Linked DNA regions of Homo sapiens: regions 2, 3 and 4 are each linked to region 1. A link is a contact called in ENCODE Hi-C or POLR2A ChIA-PET data. All regions are on one chromosome and are shown on one strand. The core of a region is the stretch at or near the end of the contact, and the rest is flanking DNA. Distances in the headings are between cores, read along the strand shown. Region 1 holds the start of LINC01825 (long intergenic non-protein coding RNA 1825). Region 2 overlaps STK17B (serine/threonine kinase 17b). Region 3 holds the start of HECW2-AS1 (HECW2 antisense RNA 1). Region 4 overlaps HECW2 (HECT, C2 and WW domain containing E3 ubiquitin protein ligase 2).

Region 1 (3,019 bases), core at 228-2,727:
AGTTCTCTATACATTCTGGATTTAAGTTTTTTATTGTATGTTATTTGCAAATATTTTCCCTGCAACCCCTAATCCTTGCCAGTCTTTTTGCCTGCTGAAAGGAATAGTAGGGAACACTGATAACAATGTTTATTGAGGCAGTGTGATACAAGATGTCTTAATGCAGTCTTTTTTTATCCAAAACAGACCTTTGAGGGAGCTACTCTTATCATTCCTGTATCACAAATGACAAAAGTACATTTTTAAGGAATTAAGTTGCTTGCTCAGGATCACATGGCAGGAGAAGTGAAGAGAATAGCACAGGTTTTTTCCCTAACCCACTCTTGTATCAATCGCTGGCCAGTCAAGATAGATTTCTTGCCAAGACTCTTGACTCCCCTAGAGGCCCAAATTTACCCAAGGAAAAAAATGCATATATAGCTATAGCCCTTTGATTTCTTTTGCACCCACTGGAAATAATAAAAGTTACTCAAGCAGTAAGCAACAAGCAGTCCCCCACGTCACTCTAATTCCTGCCAACTGTCCATTGTATGGATGCCAGAAGCCACTGAGCCATGGAAATTACAGTAATAGAAGAGTGGGAGGAAATCAAATTAGTCTTATGCTCCATGACAGCTAATACCAAAAACTTTACATTATAAAAAAATGTTAAAAGTCTACCCATAGAGCATTCAAACAGAGTTTAAGACAAAAAGGAGCAGAAGTGTAGAGGTAATTTCCCCCAGTTCACAGGACACTATTAGCACCTTGAGGGCTCCAATGAAGTATATAGAGAAAATGGTGGCCATGTGTTTTTAGGAGAGAATGTCCCACAAAAGTACTACCCATCGGGGAGCCCAAACAGAAGGAAAAAATGGCAGCCACTACATGGTAGCCAAACAGGCTTATTGATTAGTCTCTCTCTCTTTCTCTCTGTCTCTCTATCTCACACACACATACACACACACACACACACACACACACACAGAGTTCTGTAATTTTGCATGACATAGTGTATATTCAGTATTGCACAGAATGATTCAATGAAACTTACAAGACCAGAAATAAAAATATTAGTCTGGTCCTGCCTACACACTATCCCTTTTACCTTTTACTCCAAGTTATTTAACACTCTCTGGGTCTCACCTTTCTATTCTCTTAAAAGAAGCAATTGGACCAGATAATATCTTAAAACTTTCACAGCTCTAACCATCTCTAATGTTCAAAGAGCTACCCAGTTCACACTTTGCCAAAGAAATTGTAAATTGTGGTATTTCCTGTAAAAGAACTCTCCGATTCTAATCTTTAAAAAAAAAATTCTGAAGCCTATTTCATTCTCTGAAAACTCTAAATTAATGTTTAGGATATGTCTATCATTTTTAAAAAGAAAATGCCCTTCAGGCAAAAGAAAACTCCACGTCCTCATCTGTGGGCTGGCCTTCTTAAAGGCACAATGCATTCCTAACTTCTAACCTTGGAAGGGCACTTTTTTTTTTTCCTATCGTAAGAGCTCTCTGAAGTCTTGTTTGCAGAACTGTCTGCAAGGCTGCTTGTCACCTTCGAATATACTCCATCAACATGCTGCCACTTCATCTTGTTTAGGCTCTTCGACTGCTTTATAGAAGGACACTGAAGTCCACATCTATCTCCTTGAGACAGGCAAAGAAACAAATCCTTTATCCTGTCTCAAAAAGAGCTGACAAGCTTTTAGTAGTGTTTATCTTCACTGAAGGGTGATAACCTTGAAAATGAAAGTGAAAAGAGACTGATACAATTAGGTATGTAGTCTTCTCCATACTGTATTACAATTGGTTTTCTTTTATAGTTTAACATAGTATAACATTCTTTTATAGTTTTATATAAGTCGAAGTTTTCTGTTGTCCACACTGGTTTTTCTAAAACTAAATTTAAAGTTACAGTTTATTTACAAAATATCAGTGCATCATGTTGTGACTATTTTGCAAAAATGTAATTTTCCTCTTAAGCCAGAAGGGGTTAAAAATATTTCTTTGAAATGTTTTATCCTACCATTCTTCCCATATCATCTATGCCATTTTTTTCTCTCCCTTGACATTTGACTCCATGTTATGTCATATTCAGAGAGATTTTTCTAAAATAAATTTCCCAGATTACAGGCAAATCTTAGAATTCTAATTATTTACATCTTATAGAGTCAAGGACAGTAAAGGGTAGATTTGACATTTCATTAATAACTTGTGTATTCAAATTTCCATTTGTGTTAAATTGTGCCCACTCCCGAGGTTCCAACAAATATAGATATGCCTGGCAAGCTAGTAGCTTGGTTATCCACAGGTCATTTTGTGTGAACAACCATGAGTCCCTTAGAAAAGAATTCATCCTGCTGTGAGTTGGCTGAAAGCAAAAAATACAAAAAAGAAAAGAAAAGAAGAAAGGAAAATAGCTCATCCTATCAGAACAAGAAGTCAGACACAAAGATTTGGCCACTAGAGGAGAGTGGTGTCTCTGAGTCCAATGTCATGTCTGCTTTGTCCCCATGCCAGCTCCACAAGTTTTCATGTCTAAGTCACAGGGGGGAAAGAGTCCACGAGCAAAAAATCTAAGTGTAACTCAAAATAGAAGAGAGACATTCTTTCCCACTACGTGGCAGAGCAAGGCGTATCTGTGGTCTCTTGTGGGTGTCTGATTCAGCTACAAGAGATCACAGTGGTTCCTAACAAATGACTGGCAACAGGTTGCTGAAAGGGGCAGCAGTCAGCAGGTAAACTTGTACCCAGCATTCGCAAACCCCTCCCTGGCGACTCATCGACACACAGAAGGGTCACTCTCATGAGACTGAAATCCTGCAAAGGAAGAGGAAGCATCCTCTAAGGCACCACTGCTACTCTCCTCTCTCTGCTACAGCTACCTTTCCATTCTCCCATGCCTCTCTCCATGGGTGTGCTTAGCCAACAAATCCAGGATCTGTGGCAGTACTGAATCATCAAGTCCCAGGGGATAATAGCCAGAAAGGGCCTTGGAGGCCAGATTGACACTGCCCTATCCCATCTCTCTGGAGCTA
Region 2 (3,351 bases), core at 848-3,347, 630 kb after region 1:
CATGGAAAACAAAACTTGGTGTTTAGGGGGTACGGGGTGGAAACTGGGGGACTACACTGCTTGACTGTATTTTACTAGCTATTCGCAAAGGCCAAGATGACAAAGAGTCCTACTTTTTATTACCCAAATTTCCTCAAAATTGATGTCAGTGGAAAGTACTGGAAATCAAACTATAATTTGACTCTTCTACATTTATCAAAATATATTAATACATCAACTAAATAAATTTGCATATAAAAACCTGATTCTTTGAAAGCAGTTTTAAGATTTGAGAATGCTTAACTATAAAATATTTTCTCATTGTATGCAGAAGGAATACAAATTGATGGGTTTCGATGAGCACACACACACAAAAATTAGTCCCTTTATATTCAATCCACTGGTGTTTCATAAATTTTATACTGGATAAATTGAGTCAGAATAAGATTAAATACCTCATGAAAGCTCATAAATGGAATCGGAGCCTCAAGAATAAAACTGTGAAATGTGAATTCCTAACTTTCTGTTCTAATCACTATAAAACAATTCCTCCCTTTAAAATAGTTTTGTTGGGCCAGACGTGGTGGCTCATGCCTGTAATACCAGCACTTGGGGAGGCCAAGGCGGGCAGATCCAGAGGTCAGGAGATCAAGACCATCTTGACTAACACTATGAAATCCCGTCTCTACTAAAAATACAAAAAATTAGCCGGGCTTGGTGGCACATGCCTGTAATCCCAGCTACTCAGGAAGCTGAGGCAGGAGAATCACTTGAACTCGGCAGACGGAGGTTGCAGTGAGCTGAGACCACGTCACTGCACTCCAGCCTGGGGGACAGAGCAAGACTGTGTCTCAAAAAAAAAAAAAACAAAAAAACAGTTTTGTTAAAGAAGTGTAACTCACTTGCTTCTATCAATTCTTACTTAGATTTCGAAGCAAAAACTTGACTAAAACAGGAAGGAAATTTTGGGCTTTATAAAGAAATTCACTTGTAAAATTTAGGAAACAGAAACTAGTTAGCCAAGAAAACTGTGCATCTGAAAAAACAGTTTATAGTAGTGCTTGTGACAATTCAGTTCTGCAATAATTTTATTATTTATTTTATCTGTAAATAACACTTCTTATCTAATTGTTCCAGGTATTACCAAGAGGTTGTTTTTTTTTTTTTTTTGAGACAGGGTCTCGACTCTATCACCCAGGATGGAGTGCAGTGGCAGGATCTCAGCTCACCGCAGCCTCAACCTCCCAGGCTCAGAAGATTCTCTTACTTCAGCCTCCTGTGTAGCTGGGACCACAGGCACGCACCACCACTCCTGGCTAATTTTTTACATAATTTGTACAGACAGTGTCTCCCTATGTTGCCCAGGCTGGTTTCAAACTCCTGGGCTCAAACGATTCTCCTGCCTCAGCCTCCCAAAGTGTTGAAATTTTACAGGCATGAGCCACTGCACCAGCCCAAGAGGCTTTCTTAAACAAGTATAGTACTCATTAATCCAGGGCAAAGGTGACCAAATGATGTGGATAATGATTTATTTATTTGTCAACGTTCACCACTAAGTAAAAGCTCCATGAGGGCAGGGACCATATCTGTCCTAATTATTATGGTAATTATAAAATCTACAGTTTGTTAACACATAATAGGAACTGAAATATCTGTTGAATGAATGCCAGAAATATGTACCCACTATAATACCATATACTGTGCTATTCTGTATCCTGTACTTAAAGTGTTTGTATTTCTTAAAAGATTGAGATTCCAATAAAATTATATATATGTGTGCGTGTGTATTCATTTATATACTATGAAGGTAAACATTTTTACCATAATTATCAGATGACTTAGGAAAAAAACCAAATATTTGTTTTCCATTCTAAAATGCTATAGTTTAAAAGTATAAAAAATGATCTTTAAAATATGTTTCTATTCCAAATGTAATTGAAACATTTAAGAAAAGTTAAAGCATTTAAAAATAATCCTTAAGTTATACCCTAAAAAGGCAAGGCTAACTAGATTTCCCAGCAGCGAAAAGGTCTAGTAGTTACCCTTCTGCATTCCCCTTCTGCATTCTAGAATACACAATAAAATGTGAAAGGAGGCGGGAGGGTAAGCCACAAAGGAAGCTGACGTTTATTTCTGAATCTGCCTCACCCTTCTAACCACAAGAAGTCCTATGAAACCTTTGCCTCAGTTGGGGGAGGGGTAGAAAAAACTTACCCAACATGTTAAAAAACAGGAACAATTCAAGTTTTTTGAGAATAGTAAAAAATGAACTGTTAACTTTTACATAATTTCCTTTAATTTGCTAAAGGAAAATGAATTATTAAACACTAACACTCTGAAATAAAAAAGTTGATTCAGAAAGATAACTTTCAAAATGTGCAAACCTCAGAAGAAATGATTATGATTCTAATTTCCATTTCACAAAAGCATAGGATATTAAAATTGGTAACAATATTGAAAGAACTTTCAGTACATTCTTGGCAGATGAAAAGCCATGATTTCTAATTTATCAAGATCTAATAATTAAACATATCAATATTTACCATGTGACTCATTAGCCCATATCAATTCAAAAGAAAGATGTTACTTGGTCTCTTTCATAAAGATATTTTAAAATGGGAATTTAGCAATCAATCTAAATTTGCTTTAATCAAATTCTATCATGAGTTTTTGATCTAAAATTCTAAAAAGTATGCCTAATTCAACTTTATTTATGGTGGCACCTCATTTATAAAGCAATTTAGAATTACTAATATCATCCTCAAAGTTTAAATTATCCAAAGCCCTCAAAGCAAAAATACTTTATAGATTTTTTAGCTCCTATAATGTCCCCAATTTTGAAAAGTTAATTTAAAAAATGTAAGTAAATTTACTCATCAAATAGTAACTCAGAAAAATAGAAAAGAAAGTGACTTTTATTGTGTGTACTGTTCAAGACTTGCATAATATTCATTTCCCCATCGCTGAAGCATTCAAACTGAGGCTGGATAACAGTTTGTTCGGGAAATTATAGGAAAGATTGCTGCGCTGCATACAAACATTGTATTAGTAAGACCACGGACCACTGAAGTCTTTCCAATGCAGAGATTCTATGGTTCAATGTGAGATACAGGAAACTTAAAAAAAAGAAAAAGAAAAAAAGAAAAAAAAAACCTTTCTTCCTATTATAATGCAAAATGAAGTAATTAAGATTTAGAACAATTTCTTAAAAACATTTTAAAAGGTTCTAAAAACTCTATCTTTTAATACACCATTAAAACACCCAAATATTTTGCACATTAAATTAGTATGCCAGGAATTATGAAATGTGCTTTTGTATTTAATTCTTGGTCAGTGAGGTAGATATTATAATTCTTTTTTTTTTTTTTTTTT
Region 3 (3,228 bases), core at 242-2,741, 730 kb after region 1:
ATATCAAACACAAGGTGAGTTATTTCTACCATTATTTTGTTATAGGTAAATGTGATACCAGCTTTTTTCTTTTTTGTTTGATGAGTCATCATCATGTCACTATTTTCAATTTGTTATATGAATACAATTTTAATAATTTTTTTCCTAGTTGCTTTCTTCCCTTATTTACATCATGCTATTTCAAAGCACACCATATTAACTTTTATAAGATGAAGAAAAATATAAAAACACAAATTATGGTACTAAAATCATTCTATTTCATTGGAATATACAGGATAATGCAAATATGCAATTTTATTCTGAGTGCTATGGACAATATATTCTGATTCCTATACCATAAAGTAAAATACCAATCACTGATACAAGTATTTATTTAGATTTAGTTCTTATCTACAAGCAACTTGTTTTTCTACTTGATATTTTCACAAAGTTCCACTGATTTTTTTGTTTGTTTGTTTTGAGACAGGGCCTTACTCTGTCGTCCAGGCCAGAGTGCTGTGGCATGATCTTGGCTCACTGCAACCTCTGCCTCCTGGGTTCAAATGATTCTCCTGCCTCAGACATTTGAGTAGCTGGGATTATAGGCATGTGTCACCACGCCCAGCTAATTTTTGTACTTTTGGTGGAGATGGGGTTTTGCCATGTTCGCCATGCTGGTCTCAAACTCCTGGCCTCATGTGAGCTGCCTGCCTTGGCCTCTCAAATGCTGGGATTATAGGCGTAAGCCACCATGCCTGGCCAAGTTGCACTGATTTTTATATTCCCAAATTTGAAATATTTTTCTTAAGATTGCTTGCTGACTTGAAGGCACTGAGGTGGAAGGCAAGGTTTCATGTTCACATGAAAAATTCCCTAATGCATAGAAAAGTCAATGGATTTGCCCTTAGCCACACAGCTTATGAGGTATGACAAACAGAGTTCAGTCCTTGGTTTCTTCTGGCTAGATCCATTTTATATGATAGATGAAGCAGCTAATCTTTAGTATTTGCCAAACTTTCCTTTCTGTACTTTATTGCCAGCAGCTAACTACTATTTTTTTTTTAAAGACTATTAGAAATTAGTGGTAGGCATGTACGTAAAGGAGTTGCTCAGAAGGCCAGCCTCTCTCTGCTTAAGGTTATTTCAGTGAAGGCTTGAACCAGGCAGAACATTTTCCCTCAAGTTTTGGAATCATACATCTGAAACACGTGATGGAAACCCAGGCCCATTATCTGGTGAATGGTTTTTCTGATAAGAGATGTAAATGTTGGCTGATAAAAGCTAAATCAGAGGAAAGTTATCTTGAAGAAAAATGAATAATAACTTAACCAAAGAACTACTCTTATAAGGGTCAGTAACACCATGCTTTGATCTTGAAGAATCAAAAGCTATCTCCCACAAATATGCAGCTTATCTCTTTTGTCTATCAACACAGTGAATCCAGGCAAACAGAACAAGACAAAAAACAAACAGGCTGAGCACTCTCCCCTCCTTCCTTAACTGGAGCTACACAGAAGGAGTTGAGTGATGGTAGATATCAGGCCCTGGTCTGCGGCTTGGAAGTTTCCTGTGAATAAGAAAAACATCATCGCTTCTTGAGTCACAAGGATGATAGGATGAGAAAAAGAAAGGACAAAGGCACCAGAGGAGGTATGCCAAATGGGAAACTTTTCATCACTTTCCAGATAAAAACTAGCAGTCTGTGAAGGCAACTGGTCTGATTTTTCAGGTAAGAACATATGAGAGGCAGGCTGAGACCAATTTTCTACCAGGCCAGCTAATTCATCACAATGACAAGCTATGGGTCATATGCTTTCAGGAACCAGACACTGGAACATGTCGTCTGATGTACATCACACCAGTAAGTACTTTCTTATGTTGATATTGAGTCATTCTTTCAGTGAACATTTTCTGCGTGCCTATTGTGTGCCAGTCATGGTACCACACGCTGGGAATCCAATGGGGAGTAAGAGAAAGTCCCTTTTCAAGGAGCTTACAGTGCAGTGGAAGAGAGAAAGTTAAAAGGTAATTCTCATTTGATGTGAAAATATTTAAATTCTTCTGTTCACTTAATTGAAGCGTGGTTAGGCTTTATACCTTCTCCCGGTCTAAACAGTTCTTTATAAAGTCCTTTCACGTAGAAACAAAGAAGGCATTAGTTTACTGCCTGTAAAGAGAGCAGATCAAGGCTGAGGAACAGACAGAAGTCAGCAGACGTCCTGGAAATGTCACCAATCTTTTCTGAGAAAAACAAAGGAACCACTTCTTGGTTACCAGGTATTTGCCCAATATGCTATAGACCAGTGATTCTCAAACTGGCATCCTTGGTCTACTAGAAATTTGCATACATAAGCTCAAGCTCTGCAAGAATTTTTAAATTTTGTGTCTTCACTTCGATGATCAAAGCACATGAAACAATATAATAATATTTTAGATGAGATGGATGACATTTATGACTGAATCTTGCCATATGACTTCGGGTCCCATGTTTGTATTTATAGGGCACTTGGTGCAAAGTGATCAGAGGTGAGCTTTTAAAGGGACGGCGAACACACCTGGCTGCCCTTAGGCTGTCAGGGCCTTGATGTTCAATATGATAATAACACCAGTCCCCATCTGCCACTTACGCACACTTCGCTTAGCAATTAAAAAAACCTTTTCTCTTACAGTATTAACTTGCATCATGAAAATGATCAAGTGGGGTTAAGTAATGTATATGTAAATTACCACAGGCTAAAGAGAAAATAAAAGAGATGGATTTAAAAAGAAAATTATGCATTCATGCTAAATAATGCATAAAAGATATCCTGGCTTATTCTAAGAACAAAAGCTCTGCAATAGTTTGCAAATAGAAAAGTGGTGGTAGAATCCACTCATCCCAAGGCACATTCAATGATATGTTTTATCCTTCAGTATTGTATTTCAGGTTACACTATTAAATGAATTGGCTTATCAAACCAATGAATCAGTAGATAAAAATAAGCTTTTTGTTAAGAAGGAAAAATGATGACTGATAATTCCAAGGAGGCACATGCTAGGCCAGAGATGCAAAAAATCAAAAGAATCAAGTCAAACACAAGCACAGAAAGGTGCAAATGTGTCTTTCCACCAATAATGGTCTCAACATTGGTGATTTGGCTTCTGAAAAACAAAGTATCCTCATATTAATAGCATTAATTCAAATGTTATTGATTTTTTCTAGTTTTTAACTTAATTTGTATGTCTTTTGGTTTTGTAGTTTATAAAAGC
Region 4 (3,175 bases), core at 158-2,657, 700 kb after region 1:
GGTTATACCAATCCCTGAAAGGTTGCTCAATTTGAAAACATTGTCAGAAATCATCAAGTAAATTATGCTTAGAAAGTTTAACATGTAATATCTTCTCAGGTGGTAAAGTTTGCTAAAACAACAAAGACTGACCTCACTGATTAGTTCCCTTTTTATGATGATAGCTGAATCTGGCTGAAGATGAGATGAATGTTCCCTGAGGAATTAAACTGAAAATGAAAAGTCTTGTTTTCCCAAGCAAAAACAGAGCTAACAGTTAGTTCCTCTAGGAGAAAATGTGTCTTCAACTGGTCAAGTTTTTATCTGCTGACTTTTAACTCTAGAAGCACTGATGGAGTCACCTCTAAAGCCAAAATAGTCTTAAACTTTGATTTGATTATAATCCAAAGCTTAGAACTGCCTATCTGAGAGCAGGTTGTAGATTACAATTTATAAATAAGCCTAGCTAACTCAGTAAAACATGTCACAGCAGGGTACATCATGCCTTTGCTTCCTGTAATGTCTTAGCAACTTCTTTCATATAAATAGTTAATATGACTCATATCACAGGGATTGTCTGTTACATTCCTGTTTTGCCAGTTAGGTTGGTTCCACAGCTAAAGGCTTGGCACGGAAATATAAAAACTCTGGACGACGGGTGTGTAGCCGCACAACAGCTGCATCTGAGGGCATTTCCGAATAAGCACAGATGTCTCCAGGGTGGCCATGTAGTCTGGAGCCCCAAGTGCTGATAGAGCATTTTAAATATCATCACATGGCTGGGTTGGCACTCCACCCAAGTTGTCAGTGGCACCCAAAATTTGTTAAAATAACAAATTTTATTCTCCCATTCTTTATTTTCAACTAAGAATTACTGAAAACTAAGTATTCTAATGAAAGCAGACTATAAAATGAAAGAAGATGATGGCCTTGGGAAGTCACACCATTTCCTACAAGTTGGTTCAGGCACACATGGCCTACACACCTTCTGATTCACCCTCAGATATTTATAGCAGCAAGGTGTTAGTTCTTGAGCCAATTAAGAAAGCCTGGTAGGTGAGTAAGGTATTTTGATATGATAAACAAAGTCTTACCAGGTGCTACCAAACCAAAGCCTAGATACAGAAGCATCCTTCTTTAGAAAGGTTTGGGTAATTTAGGTTATCCTGTGAATGTCTCTTTTTGGAAGAAAAAAAGGGAACACCATAAAGTGTACCTTGAAGCTTCACAGATTTCTGAGAAATTAATGACCAAGCTCAGGGCCTCAAACAGCTTCTAGTGAGGATCTGACCAGTCATATGTAAGAACTGGTTGGTTACTTTATAAGCAGAGACTGAAGAAAACTCCTTCAGATCTCATCCTCCCTAGTTGCTTTCATTTGCCTGTCTCAGGGGAGTTACAGAAAGCTCAAAAGGAAGATATTACAGGAAGTTCTTAAACTCCCAAACTAAAACTGCTTGTACACATCTCCACCCCAGTCAAAGTGTGGCTCTGCAAGACATGATTGATGTCATATTGATGGCACCTCACACATAATAAACTCATTCTTTCTTAAGAAAGGTGCCTTTTACAGGGTTGGCCATGGAGAAAAAGAGGCAGGGCAATCACAGTGTAAACCTCCTCTCTTTACGCAGGCCACTATTTCTTTAATGTTTTGGGTATTAAGAAATTAGTGGCCCCACGCCTTATCAGAACACAACAGTCTAATCCAGTTTTTTTTTTTTTTTAAAGAGACAGGGTGACAGGGTTTTGCTCTGTCACCCAGGCTGGAGTACAGTGGCACAATCGTAGCTCACTGTAACCTTGAGCTCCTGGACTCAAGCGATCCTCCTGCCTCAGCCTCCCAAGTATCTAGGACTACAGACACAAGCCATCACAACCAGCTAATTATTTATTTATTTATTTTTTATAGAAATGGGGTCTCACTATGTTGCCCAATCTAGTTTGGAACTCCTCGCCTGAAGCAATACTCCCACCTTGGCCTCCCAAAGTGCTGGGATTATAGGTATGAGCCACCATGCCTAGCATCTAGGTAACTTTTTAAATCATATAACTTTAGTTGCTAGGACTTTTAATTCAAAAGAAAATAATACACTGGAGAATGTGCAGTATAATAATAGAGCTGGAAAATACGTAGAATAATTCACTGGAGAATATGTAGTATTTCATTGACCTCAACCCTAGAGAAGCAACTTCTTAGTAGACTGATGCCCAGCAGAAATAGGCAACCCCTGCGTGCAATTTCACGCCACATTCAGTCAAGATGACTCAGTTTTCAGCCACTCCACCACTGCCGATCTCCCTTCCCCACAACTTTGCAAAGGCAGATAACCAGATTAAGTTGTGTGGAAATTTTCATGACTAAAGCAAAACCTCCAGCTCTAACCAAATTAAATCACTAGTTACAAGATAGGGCTTAGAAACTACCTACTTTTTGTAAAAAGCCAAAGCATAATATAAAATGTGATCTTAGTTGGTGATGAACTAATCAACTAAAGTATTTGTATTTATAGACTCTAGGATTATTTTTGTATTTTTTTTTTGTTTTTAGACCCAGTCTCGCTCTGTCGCCCAGGCTGGAGTGCAGTGGTGTGATCTCAGCTCACTGCAAGCTCTGCCTCCCAGGTTCAAGCAATTCTCCTGCCTCAGCCACCCTAGAAGCTGGGAGTACAGGCACTCACCACCATGCCCAGCTAATTTTTTTGTATTTTTATTAGAGACGGGGTTTCACCATGAGTTAGCCAGGATGGTCTCAATCTCCTGACCTCGTGATCTGCCTGCCTCAGCCTCCCAAAGTGCTGGGATTACAGGTGTGAGCCACCACGCCTGGCCTTATTTTTGTATTTCTAAATTGAATACATACATCTCTAGTATTGTGGGGCTAATTCTACCTTGCATGGAATTTGCAGCCATCCTGTAAATTTCTGACTATAAATTTTCCCATCATTTCTCTTGACTCAACTATTCTATTTTAGGAACAATTTATATATCATGTTTCAGATGTATGCAAATAAAGAAAGTGGAGCTGAAATCTCTCTGCTCATTCACACCTTTTTTGGAGCACAGGTAGATGCATTATTCTTTTTTTTTTTTTTTTTTTTTTTTTGAGATGGAGTCTCGCTCTGTCGCCCTGGCTGGAGTGCAGTGGCGTGATCTCGGCTCACTGCAAGCTCCGCCTCCTGGGTTCACGCCATTC

What was found. Hi-C counts contacts between places; a loop is a spot of excess contacts on that map. ChIA-PET counts read pairs that join two places held with the same protein, here RNA polymerase II (POLR2A). Pooled maps may share reads with other maps.
Region 2: a map of natural killer cell shows a loop between it and region 1 (4-fold over the local background). The contact joins the enhancer-like site here to the promoter of LINC01825 in region 1. A Hi-C loop is called at or near these places in 1 of 168 maps with a recorded cell type or tissue (natural killer cell), 3 of 37 single-sample maps with no recorded cell type and 8 of 50 pooled maps. POLR2A ChIA-PET finds 5 or more read pairs at or near these places in 7 of 52 experiments (CD4-positive, alpha-beta T cell, activated CD4-positive, alpha-beta T cell, activated CD8-positive, alpha-beta memory T cell and 2 more).
Region 3: a map of CD4-positive, alpha-beta memory T cell shows a loop between it and region 1 (2.6-fold over the local background). The contact joins the promoter of HECW2-AS1 here to the promoter of LINC01825 in region 1. A Hi-C loop is called at or near these places in 3 of 168 maps with a recorded cell type or tissue (CD4-positive, alpha-beta memory T cell and naive thymus-derived CD4-positive, alpha-beta T cell) and 8 of 50 pooled maps. POLR2A ChIA-PET finds 5 or more read pairs at or near these places in 3 of 52 experiments (activated CD4-positive, alpha-beta memory T cell, activated T-cell and activated naive CD4-positive, alpha-beta T cell).
Region 4: a loop to region 1 is called in a pooled map, with 3 times the contacts of the local background. The contact joins the enhancer-like site here to the promoter of LINC01825 in region 1. A Hi-C loop is called at or near these places in 1 of 168 maps with a recorded cell type or tissue (GM12878), 3 of 37 single-sample maps with no recorded cell type and 10 of 50 pooled maps. POLR2A ChIA-PET finds 5 or more read pairs at or near these places in 1 of 52 experiments (OCI-LY7).

Annotation. Positions count from the first base shown.
Region 1 is chr2:195,531,487-195,534,505 of GRCh38, forward strand. LINC01825 (long intergenic non-protein coding RNA 1825) reads left to right here and starts at 1,478. Exons shown (of 3, transcript NR_186609.1): 1 at 1,478-1,757. RefSeq lists an enhancer at 2,628-2,677.
Region 2 is chr2:196,158,179-196,161,529 of GRCh38, forward strand. All of the region lies in intron 2 of STK17B (serine/threonine kinase 17b), which reads right to left. Among named protein-coding and RNA genes, the nearest start is that of STK17B, 12 kb to the right of the region's middle. RefSeq lists an enhancer at 832-1,332. Within about 2 kb of position 2,098, at least 13 of the 41 ENCODE cell types and tissues checked have a DNase peak (open chromatin) inside an H3K27ac peak, as active enhancers do; they include CD4-positive, alpha-beta T cell and natural killer cell, where a contact is called at or near this core.
Region 3 is chr2:196,258,533-196,261,760 of GRCh38, forward strand. It overlaps HECW2-AS1 (HECW2 antisense RNA 1), which reads left to right and starts at 1,492. Exons shown (of 3, transcript NR_110226.1): 1 at 1,492-1,708; 2 at 1,799-1,840. The region is part of intron 17 of HECW2 (HECT, C2 and WW domain containing E3 ubiquitin protein ligase 2); the gene reads right to left. RefSeq lists an enhancer at 961-2,160.
Region 4 is chr2:196,232,589-196,235,763 of GRCh38, forward strand. All of the region lies in intron 21 of HECW2 (HECT, C2 and WW domain containing E3 ubiquitin protein ligase 2), which reads right to left. Among named protein-coding and RNA genes, the nearest start is that of HECW2-AS1, 26 kb to the right of the region's middle. Within about 2 kb of position 1,408, at least 20 of the 41 ENCODE cell types and tissues checked have a DNase peak (open chromatin) inside an H3K27ac peak, as active enhancers do; they include GM12878 and OCI-LY7, where a contact is called at or near this core.